Regions from separate parts of the Mus musculus genome. Here region 2 is linked to region 1. A link is a loop called in an ENCODE intact Hi-C map of the cell type or tissue named here. Cell type or tissue: left cerebral cortex. All regions are shown on one strand. Links, peaks and the distances in the headings refer to the core of each region. The heading gives the core; the rest is flanking DNA. Region 1 holds the start of Sox6os (SRY (sex determining region Y)-box 6, opposite strand). Region 2 overlaps Sox6 (SRY (sex determining region Y)-box 6).

What was found. A loop is a pair of places that touch in the nucleus more often than their neighbours do. Peaks named below come from ENCODE experiments on the same cell type or tissue, not always from the same donor. Only the 100,000 strongest peaks of a DNase experiment are listed, where the experiment ranks them.
Region 2: a loop joins it to region 1, with 2.3 times the contacts of the local background. A loop is called at or near these places in 2 of 42 quality-filtered maps.

The regions. Positions count from the first base shown.
Region 1 is chr7:116,028,294-116,033,667 of GRCm38, reverse strand. All of the region lies in intron 1 of Sox6 (SRY (sex determining region Y)-box 6), which reads left to right. It overlaps Sox6os (SRY (sex determining region Y)-box 6, opposite strand), which reads right to left and starts at 1,689. Exons shown (of 2, transcript NR_152104.1): 1 at 1,501-1,689; 2 at 1,118-1,348. In left cerebral cortex, for the core only: a CTCF peak has its summit at 570 (motif pointing right); DNase peaks (open chromatin) are centred at 2,374, 2,490, 2,902, 3,205 and 5 more places; H3K4me3 peaks cover 2,376 bases; H3K27ac peaks cover 3,000 bases.
Region 2 is chr7:115,683,530-115,688,903 of GRCm38, reverse strand. All of the region lies in intron 5 of Sox6 (SRY (sex determining region Y)-box 6), which reads left to right. Among named protein-coding and RNA genes, the nearest start is that of Gm51455, 190 kb to the right of the region's middle. In left cerebral cortex, for the core only: no CTCF peak of the experiment used is centred there; a DNase peak (open chromatin) is centred at 2,739.

The DNA of each region.
Region 1 (5,374 bases), core at 159-5,158:
TGCCCCCACCCCTTCCCCAAATCACTCCGAGAAAACACATGTTGTAGCCGCAGATAACTGTGCGTAGGACACCGAGGCAAAAGGGCAGGGAGAGACAGCCAAAGCCACCTTTGACAGCAGAAGTGTTATCGCCATCGCAAGTATTCGTCCGGAAATCTGTCTGCCCTCTTGGCCCACCTAATTCCTCCACCTTCGCCTCCCCAAGTAGATAATCTATAGAAGTGGGAATGAGATGAAAAAGAAGTCAGGTGGCTTAGAGAGTGAATTGTTAAGTCTCCGTAAAGTTCGAGGTAGGTATTTCATGGAAGTTCGCACAAGTGTGGGATGGAAGAAGTTGGTGTGCCTACTGTGTTGTGTTAGTGTTTCTCTCTCTCTCTCTCTCTCTCTCTCTCTCTCTCTCTCTCTCTCTCTCTCTCTCTCTCTCTCTCTCTCTCTCCTTCTCCCTCCCCCTCCCCTCTCTCTCCTCTTCCTCCCCTCTCTCCCTTTCCCTCGCTCTTTCTATTCTCCAGCTTAGGGTTCAGATGGGGCTCTTGGATGGCAATGCCCTTTGTACCCACAAGAGGGCAACATCTTGAGGGCTTTGTGAACACTGGATCTTTCATCGCGGCATGCTTGCTTGGGTTTTGAGAAAGTTTTAGCGAAACTTTCAAAGTGATATTTTATGTTATTCATAATATCAAAAAGTAAAGTCATAAAAAAGAAGAAACAAGAGAAAGGTGGAGGAGGAAAGGATGGGGAGAGGGAGAGAGGGGAGAGAGGGGAGAGGGGGAAGAGGGGAGAGGGGAGAGGGGGGAGAGGGGGGAGAGGGAGAGAGAGAGAGAGAGAGAGAGAGAGAGAGAGAGAACAGTTTAGATTGCCAGGGGAGTCTGAGCCACAGAAGGTGGGGGAGGGCTGTTGTAATTGTGGGTTTGGCCGACTGACGACTGGAGTGCCCTCTTCGGCAATCTTAGTTGTAGCCGGAGGTCATGTAAATCGACCTTAAAAGAATGCATAAGCCATAAATTAAACCCTCACCCAACGGCTGATCCATAAGTAGACAAAATCTAACCTGGACAAAACGGGCTTCCTTTAGGGCCGAGTTAACCCCTCTCCCCCAATAGAAACTCAATGCGAAGTTAGTTTTGTTAGAGAATGAATATTTTGTTTTCTTGAAAAGTGTCGATTTGCCGTGTGACTGCGCCGCCGCAGTTCTAAGAGGCGTCAGTGTTAGCCAGGCTGTGGCTCAGGGGCCGGGAGGACCCGCAGGGCTTCTGAACCTCCCCCATTTCGGACTGGGATCGTTGGCTAGTTGTGGGGTTGACGCTGGCCTAGGGCGGGCGGGACTCCAGGATCTTCGTAGCTCTCCGCGCTAGGGGTGAAATTTACCCGGAGGATTAAAGAAAACCCGGGTGGCTAGAAGCCGCGCGCTCCCTCCTCGCCCTCCACCACCGGGGCTTCCCACGACTTTCCCGGGACGCTCGAGTTCCAGTTCCCCTTGCTCCCTCCACTATTGCACTTTACTTTTAATGGTCCTCTCAGCAGTACACAAACCGAACTCCAAGGCAGTTTGCAACCCAACGGTGGTCCTTTTTGCTCAGCACGCTTGCTGCGCAGGCTGGCCCGCTGACGGCGTGGGCGAGGGACAGCCCCGTAAGGCTCGCGCGGGTTCGGCTTCCAGGTCCTCTGCGCTTCAGCCGGCACCCTCGGCTCAGAGCCTGACCCGCAACCTTCGTCCCTCTAGGCTCTCTGCCCGGCCCGCTACTGGCTGCCCGCTGCGGGCCGATGTTCGGAGCACCGGCTGGGCCCTGGGCGGGAGGCGGTGTTGGCGAGGCTCGCCTGCCCCGGGGGAGCTGCTTTCGGCTTTCTCCCTTAAAGGGCAGTACGAAGAAGGACCCGGGTTTGTGCAAAGGCTGCTGGGGCTGAACTGCTGCAAATGCAAAGGAACGGCCGGGCTCTGCGGAGGACAGACTGGCTCCGGGTCCGCGCAGCTTTAAGATAAAAAGAATTGGTGTGTTCGGATAGATAAAAGGTGGTCGTTTCCGGCGTATTATGAGTTTTATTTAAGCTTGTCTGACTCTGACCAAGTTTGAAAATGTTTGTTTGTGTGAATGACCAGTTATCGGCAGCGACTCCAGTTTGTGGTCTAAAATAAGTCATTTACTGGGCTGGCAGGGCTGCTAGTTAGCAAGATGGGCTGTTCTAGGCTGCTTCTGCGAGTTGCCTCCTGTAAGGGCCGCACTTGAAGTTTCAGTCTCAAGATAGTCCGAAACTGTCCCAGCGGCACAATAGATTGGGCTCCGGACCTCCAGTTTCAATGTCTGAGAGGGAGTTCTGGTGACTTCTCGGTCCTGGACGCTGGGCTCCAGGGTGAACTCCAGTGGCTTGGCTTTTGGCCCTCACGGAACCGCCCAGCCAGCAACCCAGTGGAGAGAATGCCCCTTCCCCCCGCCCACCAGGGTCTCCTCTCTTCTGTCCTTTGTAGTCACATGTCCGGGTTTTCCCCCTGGTCCGAGAACAGACACAGCCCCGCCCAGTCTATTTCTAGAAGGTGGGTTCGGTGAATAAAAAGGTCAAGTGGTTACGTTCCCGAGCTGGTCCACAGTGAGGGGGGACAGGACAGACACCTGGCAAGGCCCGCCCCGCCTGTCCCCCCAACCCTGGCGGGCCTGCCTGCCTGCGACTGGCCTCCCTAGGCCACATTCTTGTGTTAGGTTGGAGAGGCGAGAGGCGGTAGGAGAGGGAACCCTGAACCGGCCCAGAGCAGGCGAAGCTGATCCCGAGATGGCATTTTGTTTTGAACAGTTGGTGGGGAGGACGCTTCCTCATAAGGTAAGGTGTCAACTGGACAGTTGGCTGCCCAAATGCCACATGTATAATTAGCCTGCGTACTCAGCACCTCATCCCCAAGGCCCATAGGCACGGGCTTGGCTGACTTGAGTAGCTCAGTTCAGCTCTGGATTACAGGATTCCCAAGGGAAGCCTAACCGGCCAGGAGAGCCTGGAGAGGCCCTGGCTAGGAAGACTGACCATGAAATCTCGCTTTTGATTTTTGCCTTTTCTCCTTCTCCAGTTTTTCGTAGTTTTCAGCTAAGGGGCAAGTGCTGGTTAGGAGAAGGTACCCAACATCAGCGGCAGGTTGCAGACTGGATGGGGAAAGGGGAAACAGAACAAACCTGGCCACATCCTACCCACATGCTGCCCTGGAGAATCTGCTCAAACACTCTGTGTGCACTCATCTATTGGGATCAGCCAGTCTTGGCACTGTGTGACTTGGCTTGGGAAGAGACTTCAGATCTGCTCACTTGTCTCCCTGCTTCCCCCACTCTCAGAGGTCTATCACAATAATTTAGTGTCAGTGCCTGATTGTAGTTTCTGCTCCCGCTTCAGGCCTAGTTGCTTGGGGCTGCTAGTGGACCTGGGAGCTGGGCAGATCTGTTGTTTCCCTTCTCATTCCTGTTCAGCTTGGGGTTCTTAGAGCAGAGCTTTGTCTCCCTGTCTGCTCAGATGGATGCTAGTTTCCTGTTGAGCTTCCCGGGACATCCTAGCCTGAGGCCAGCTTTAAGGCTTGTGGCCCTGTGCAGACCAGACTTGTGCAGCTTCAAACATGACCTTTCCTCTGTCATCCCTCTGCCACCCTGGGCACTCGCTGTGGAATTCAGCACTCAGAATTAGGCACTGACATCAATTTGCCTTCTTCCCTTGCTTCTAGGTCTCTCAGATATAGTACTGGAAAGATTCTCTGTAATTTCAAAACAAATGAGCAAACACTTCCCCGAAACCTTGCACAGGTCTAGTGGGACAGTTAGCTTTCTCAGCAGCAGGGGTTCTGTGATGAGAAGCTGGGGCTTACTAAGTTTCTCTTGCTTCGATGGAAGCCAGTACAGTCTTTTCTTATAGCATGACCAAGGTTAGAGCTGAAGTTTCTGTTCTCTCAGCCTGGGAATTTTTATTGATGCATTTTCCAGAGGGTCTTTGTTGTATGCACATACATGAGCATGTGGAGAGGCACAATGACATGTAGATTTCTTCTCAATATTTGAGAGACCTTATAAGAAATGTTATATTGCTCCTGTTCTTAAGAAAAGGAAACACTCCACTAAATGGTTCACATTTTGAAAGCCAGTGTGCACTAGAAGTCATTGGATCTAGTTTATGGCCAAAGACATGAAGTGATCAGGACTGGATACCAGGAAGAGACCAGGTATTTCCTCAGGCAAGCTGACACCCTTAGTCACTTCATGAGTACTGACACCTCTTTCTCCTCTGCCCTTCCACATTTCTTACTATGGCAGGAAGAGAAGGTTTTTTTTGTTATTGTTTATTTTTTATCTGGTTCGTTGTTGATTTTATTGTGAAGTGAAGAAAAGGAATGCTCTTTTGGAGTATATGTTTTTTAATTAAAATGCAAATATTTGAGCTGTTTTAGAATTATGTGGTATGATACATTCTGTACTATATTGCATAACTACAATACTCAACAATATATTGTAAAAACAAATGTTAAGAGACTACTTATCAAGCAGTTATCATGTGCCTGTGTCTTAAACTGACTCTAATGCATTCAGCATCAGTCTTAAATGGAGTGATGTGCTGTGAGAATGCTGTCTATGAAGCATCTTTTCAGTAGCAGCAGAAAACAACCGATATTTTTCTTTATAAGGGAAAAGCAAGGATTTACAACGTGTCAATATAACCAGTAAATCTTCCTTTTATAAAGCTTCAAAATATATAACTTTAAACATAATGATAAATTTTGGTGGCATTATTGAGGTTTTATATAAATTTTTTATTTGTCTTGTTTTAGGAGATATTGGGCTTTAAGTCAATGATCAAATTCCTGTACCTATTTACCTTAAATATTATAAATCTGAAATATTTTATATAATTCTCTTTCAATTAATACAGTAGGTCCTGGAAGGATTGGTATTTCTTGAGAATAAGGTAATACATTGGCTTTAAGGCTTTTAGTACTTTCTATCTTTTCATATTGGCTATTTTAACCCACTAGTGATATTACTCACATATCTATATTTATATCATATATATATATATATATATATATATATATATATATACTACTTAAAAACAGCATTTTATGAAATTGTAGTTTGGGTTTAAGAGAACTATTTGCTTAAACATAGTTTGAGGATGCATATATGTATATCAATTGCTGTTTTTGAAGTAAAGTAGAAATTCCCTAGAAATGTGTCTAAGAGCACCATATCAGTACCATATCAGGCACAGACAGGTACTAGAAATGATAAAACACAGATAACACACTGGAAGATGATTTGCAGATGGCCTGTGATATCTGCCATCATGAGGTTAGATGTGTCATGTTACTGTGTATACACACACACACACACACACACACACACATCTTTAAAAATTAACC
Region 2 (5,374 bases), core at 288-5,287, 340 kb after region 1:
AGACGCAGTTTACCACCTAGGTATTCCCTTCCTTAGAGTCAGCTCTTGAGCTCACTCTCAGGGTCATGGCTGCATCACAGAGGAACTGCTGCATGGCTCTGGACCTCCCACAGTCCTAGAGTTTACATCATTTTTCTGGATTGAAAAAGCAAAGCAAAACAAAAACTAGGCATGGAATTTTTATCCCAATGCTGTTCTTATGGAAAAGGCCTATGGAGTGAACATAACTTATACATTATTCTGTATATTTTAAATTTGTTACCACTGTTGGTAATTACCACTGAGTGCATATTTAATGCACTGGGGAAATTTGATGCAATTATTCATTTGTGATTCTCCTTCAATTCAAATGTCTACATTAAACTATTGAAAAATAAAACTCTGGAGAGTTTAGGTCACTTTTAAAAATCCACTGACTTTCTGAACTCTGGTGGTAAACATCTGTTGCATTAACCAAGATGAAATTAGCATAGAGACTATACTGTAAAGAATACAGTTTCCAAGTTTAGTAACATAAAATAAAACCCCTCTTTGAATACGACCTTGAAGAGAGTAGACAGTCAGCCACACCACCTGCCTGCGGGGTCAGTGGGAGACACTAGGACTGAGTGCACATTTTAGCTACTTTAACTTGAGAGAAATTATTTTCCCTTGAGCCTCTTTTCAGCACTTTGGCATTGATTACACCCAGAAATGGACTAAATAGTCCAGCACAAGTTGGTAGCTCTTAGGAAATCCGTTCAAAATGACTGAAACTGCAGAGAAAAGGCACACATCTGACTCTCTTCACGATTTCCAGACTGTTTTAAATCGCAGAGAATTTGGGTACTGAAAAAGACCTCTTCTGCTGAAAGGGTCTGAGAATAAGAAAGGGGCCAGAGGGGCAGAGTTCCCGCTGACCCACGCTTTATTTCTCCTTTGATCATAAGCTGGAAGGAAAGGACTTGTTTCACAGAAATAGCTCAACATCATTTAGATGGTATGGCCAGGAGAGGAAGTGAGGCAGATGAAGGCAGGGTTTGATGCGGAGGTGGGATTCCACAGGTATTGGCTCAGTAGCCCAGCCAGTGTTTTCTCGAAGCTATTTGTTCTGTGTGCCTTTATGGTATTCTTAAATCTCTCTCCATAGAAGAGATTGGATCTAAATGAGATCCATCCATGCTTTTAAAAATGGGTTTCTTGACGTAATAACAAGAGATTTGTGTTCTTGCAGTTAAAGCAAAGTTTCATTCCTGTTCACATTTGTTTAACCAGATTCCCGTCACAACAGGTGCACAATTATTTTTATGAGTAAAATATTATCAGCCTTCAAAATTAGCCAGGGCAAAATGCAAGTTGTCTGATTAAATAATCAAAGGTGATACTTAAAATACATTTGATTTCCACAGGAATTTTAAAATGGTAAGCTCCATCTCTTACTCTGAAGTTCAGAGGGAATTACAATTGTTGCTAGTATGTAAGTAGTACCTGTAACTAGTCTGATGTGCTTTGTGAAAGTCATTGGTGTTATGGGGCAAACTATCATCAGATAGTCTTTTCATCTGTCAGGAAAGTGGTGCATATCACAGCAGGTGACTCTTTTTCTCTTGAACATTATTCAGCATCTGATCAGAAGGCCCACCAATCTAGAAAACTAAAATCCAGTGTTTGTTCACTTAAATTCAATTTGTGAGATATAAAATTAAACATATATTTCACTTTATAAACTAAGTAGATTATAGATATATCAAAGTTATAGATTACCTTGGTCAACAGTCATGATGCCTAAGTGGCAGAATACAAGAAAAAAAAGCCAACCCTACCCCACCCCCTCCTGAATGGAACAGAAAGCATATCTGGGTGGCAACTTCACTGTGGTTTTAAAAGCACTACAACAGCACAGCTGTTAGAAACCAATTACAGGCAGGTAACTGTTTGTTTTCATATCTAAATCTGTTTGTCAATCAGGAGAATGCAATGAATCAGGAGAAGGGATCTCAAATACAAACCACAGAGTAAGGCGGAGCTTCTGGAGGAAGTCCAAGCCACAAGAATTAGGGCAGGAGTGCGATGGAACCAAATCCACACGTGCGTGCACATGGCTCCCGGCTTTGACCATATTTTCCAAATCCAGTCAGAAGCTGAGATGATTGGAGAGAATTCTCCATTTTCTGTTGGGAATAGACTCATTTTAAGGTTTGTTAGAAGCAGTGTGGTTACCGAAAGAGAGAGATTATAAAAGAAGCCTGTAGGTTGTTATTAACTGAGACCATTTTCAGTCCTGGCTCATCAAGTCTTAAAGAGAGACGACGACTTACTTACATGTTAGTTTGGGGTGCATCAAGGCACACCTTTGGCTATCTTGTGGACAAATAGATTTTTACTACTTTGACTTTAGTTCATAGCAACTTTCAGCTTCTGTGCTTGTTTCTGAAGCGTTTTGTTTTATCTGGACACAGTCAGTGAGGCCACCTCTACTGTCCTGATCCTCGGCCCTGGTGCTGAGGCTCACAAAGAGTGCTTTACACATGTCTGTAGGGCTGAACATGGGGAAACCTACTGAGAGCCAAAGTTTAAGCTGGTAACATCACGAGAGAGTAAATAGAAGTTTATTAAGAACGCTAAAGAAAACAAAATGGGCATAGCCATGCTGTGGTTTTGCTTAAACACGGGCTTTTGGATACACCAAGAACCCTGGATTTCTTTTCTACTGCTTACTGAAAAGAGCCCTTTGATTTTTTTCAGGCACAGTTTGTGCCAATGAGCCTTAGCCTGGAAGCATGGTGCCTGTTGTTTAGCCCTCACTGTGCACTGTGTGTCTTTCTGCTGTGGCTAACAGGCTTTAGGCTACCCTTTTAAGTGGATGTGGGAATGTATTCTACCAAAAGGCTTGTTGCTTGTGCCAGGTCTCTGTGTAAATTCAGTGTGGTTGTCAGGAAACAGGGAAAGAGATCTTTGTGACCTGCAGGAGCATTCTCTACAGACTCTCACCTGACATACCATAAGAAGTAACTGATGAGCCATCAATGAAAGAGTAGAGCAGTTAACACCATCCCCTTTCAGAGTAGAAAGTAAAACAGCAGGAAGCACTCTGAGGAGGCATTCTGCATTCCTGTGTTCCATTTCATGGAGAAAACAGGAGGTGTGTAGGTGTGGTCACTTGCCTTGGTGCCCTTGTGCAGGACAGAGGACAACTTATGGGAGTCAGTTCTATCTTTCTACCTCGTGGGTCTGTGGGGTTGAACTTGGGTGGTCAGGCTGGATGGCAAGCACCTTAATCAGCTGAGCCCTCTTGCCAACCAGAGCAAAACTTTTCCTATTGAACACAAGATTCCGAGCCCAAATGGGATCCTTAGAATTCCTGTCACCCATTCTTCTGTTTTTCAAGAAGGACTGTGTTTGTAGAGTTTCAGTGAACCCACAAATCCCCATACAGTGCTTATTTTGGGGTTTATATGATTTCATATTTCCTACCACTCAGGCAGGATTGTTTATTTTATGGGTATGATAGCTTTGGCCGCATGTATGTCTGTGCAACGCATGTGTGTAGTGCCTAAGGAGGCCAGAAGAGGGTATTGGATCCCTTACAACTTACAAGTTACAGATGGTTGTTAGCTGTCAAGTGGGAGCTGGAAATCAAATCGGGGCTTCTGCAAATGCAGCAAGTACTCTTAAACACTGAGCCACCGTTCCTGCCCCAAGAAGGCTTCCCTTTAAAGACTTAGAGCAAAGAGCAGAGAATCTGACAATAACAAGAGATAAGACATTAATTACATACTGTGTCACAGTGCATTGTGTGTTTTAATCTCACACAATCCTCAAGCCAGGGCTGTGAAGTGGGTATCATCACTTTTCTTTTACTGAAGAGAAAGAAGGGTTCGGGAAGAAAGGACAGTTTTCTTCAGACACCAAGAAAATGCCAGCCATTTCAAGGTTTGAATCAAGGTCTATTTGCTGCTAAGCTGCCATCCTTTCTGCCTGAGTTGCCTTTCTAGAGATTGGCCCCTGCTGGGCCACCCAGACACTACTGGGTCATACTTTGTCATGTGATTCTTAGCTCTTTCAAACTAGAATTTGAACAAGTCAGACAGATGAACAGAGATGGGCAAGTGAAACAAAAGGCACCAATTACTACCATCCTGGCTATGGAGTCACACTAGGCCAGGATCACAATAGGAGCTATGCATTCATTTGTTTTGAAATTTTGGAGGTCATCTATATTATTTTATATCTGTAATTTTTCATTAAAAATCTCATGAGTGTTAGGTTGATCCTCCAGGTTTGAGGGGCTTAGCTTCCCTTAGTGTACCCTTGCCTTTGGGGTCTCTGGTTTGCTATTAATTGCAGTGTAGACCTGCACTGTCTCCTTGCATGTATATTCTATAGGATGCTCTGGCTTTCTGGGTTCTCTGGTCTGCAGCTCTGCCATGAAGGATATGTGGATATGTCAAAAGAACAGCGATAGAGCACAAGCCACAGACACTCTGACTGCTGGCGAGGCTTCTGGACTTTTTACACTTCTAGCACAATATCATGTGGACTTCTGTGTTTACTGCAAAGCCTTATGAACCATGAACAGAATTCTAATAACAGATTGCACTGTGGTTAATTATTAAGTTAAAACTATGAAAGGCAGTTAGAGAAGATTGCCATCTCTTTGCAACAACAACCCTTTGTGGTCCTGTTCCAAGGTCTCCTATCGTACCAGGTGCTGTTAATTATTTGTTTTTTTTTTTTGAGTCTTCATATTTATAATATAATTTTCTTCTCTCTGTGAAGATATATTAGAAGTAGTTTTAACCTCTTTCACTCAGCAAAACAACAGGATTGCTAGTGCCCTAGGAAAGACCAGTTTTGGATCCAAGAGAACAGAGAGGATCATGTCATCAAACTTTCTGCAGCAGTTTCCATGAAGAATTTCAACTTGGAGGAGAAGAGAGAGCAGAGTCAGGCATGAGTTTAGAGGCATGGATCTGACACCATCCATGGGCCTGGAAGTAGACATAGCATGTCCTGTTGGAGAAATAACTTAGAAACCTGAACTTATGGTTAATTGCAGTTGAGTCATCCTAGAACCAAGCTAAGATGCCCAAGGATACAAGTTAGGAGAATTCGGAACACAGCACTAAGTTATCTTGGGAGCCACAGGATAGCTAATGGGTGAAAATGAGATCCTGGCCACAAGGTGCAGGGCTACAGGGCAGCATGTGTATGGAATTTCAACTGTAAAAGGAGGAGAAGTACTCACTGCTTATAGTGTTTGAATAGTGTACCTCTGATCCTGTGCTTAGATTCTCCAATTCTGGCTACCTACTTTGTATAGTTAGAAACCAATGCTTAGACCTATTTAAAAGGAAATGTTTTCTAGATCTGCTACCCAATACAGAAGCTACTA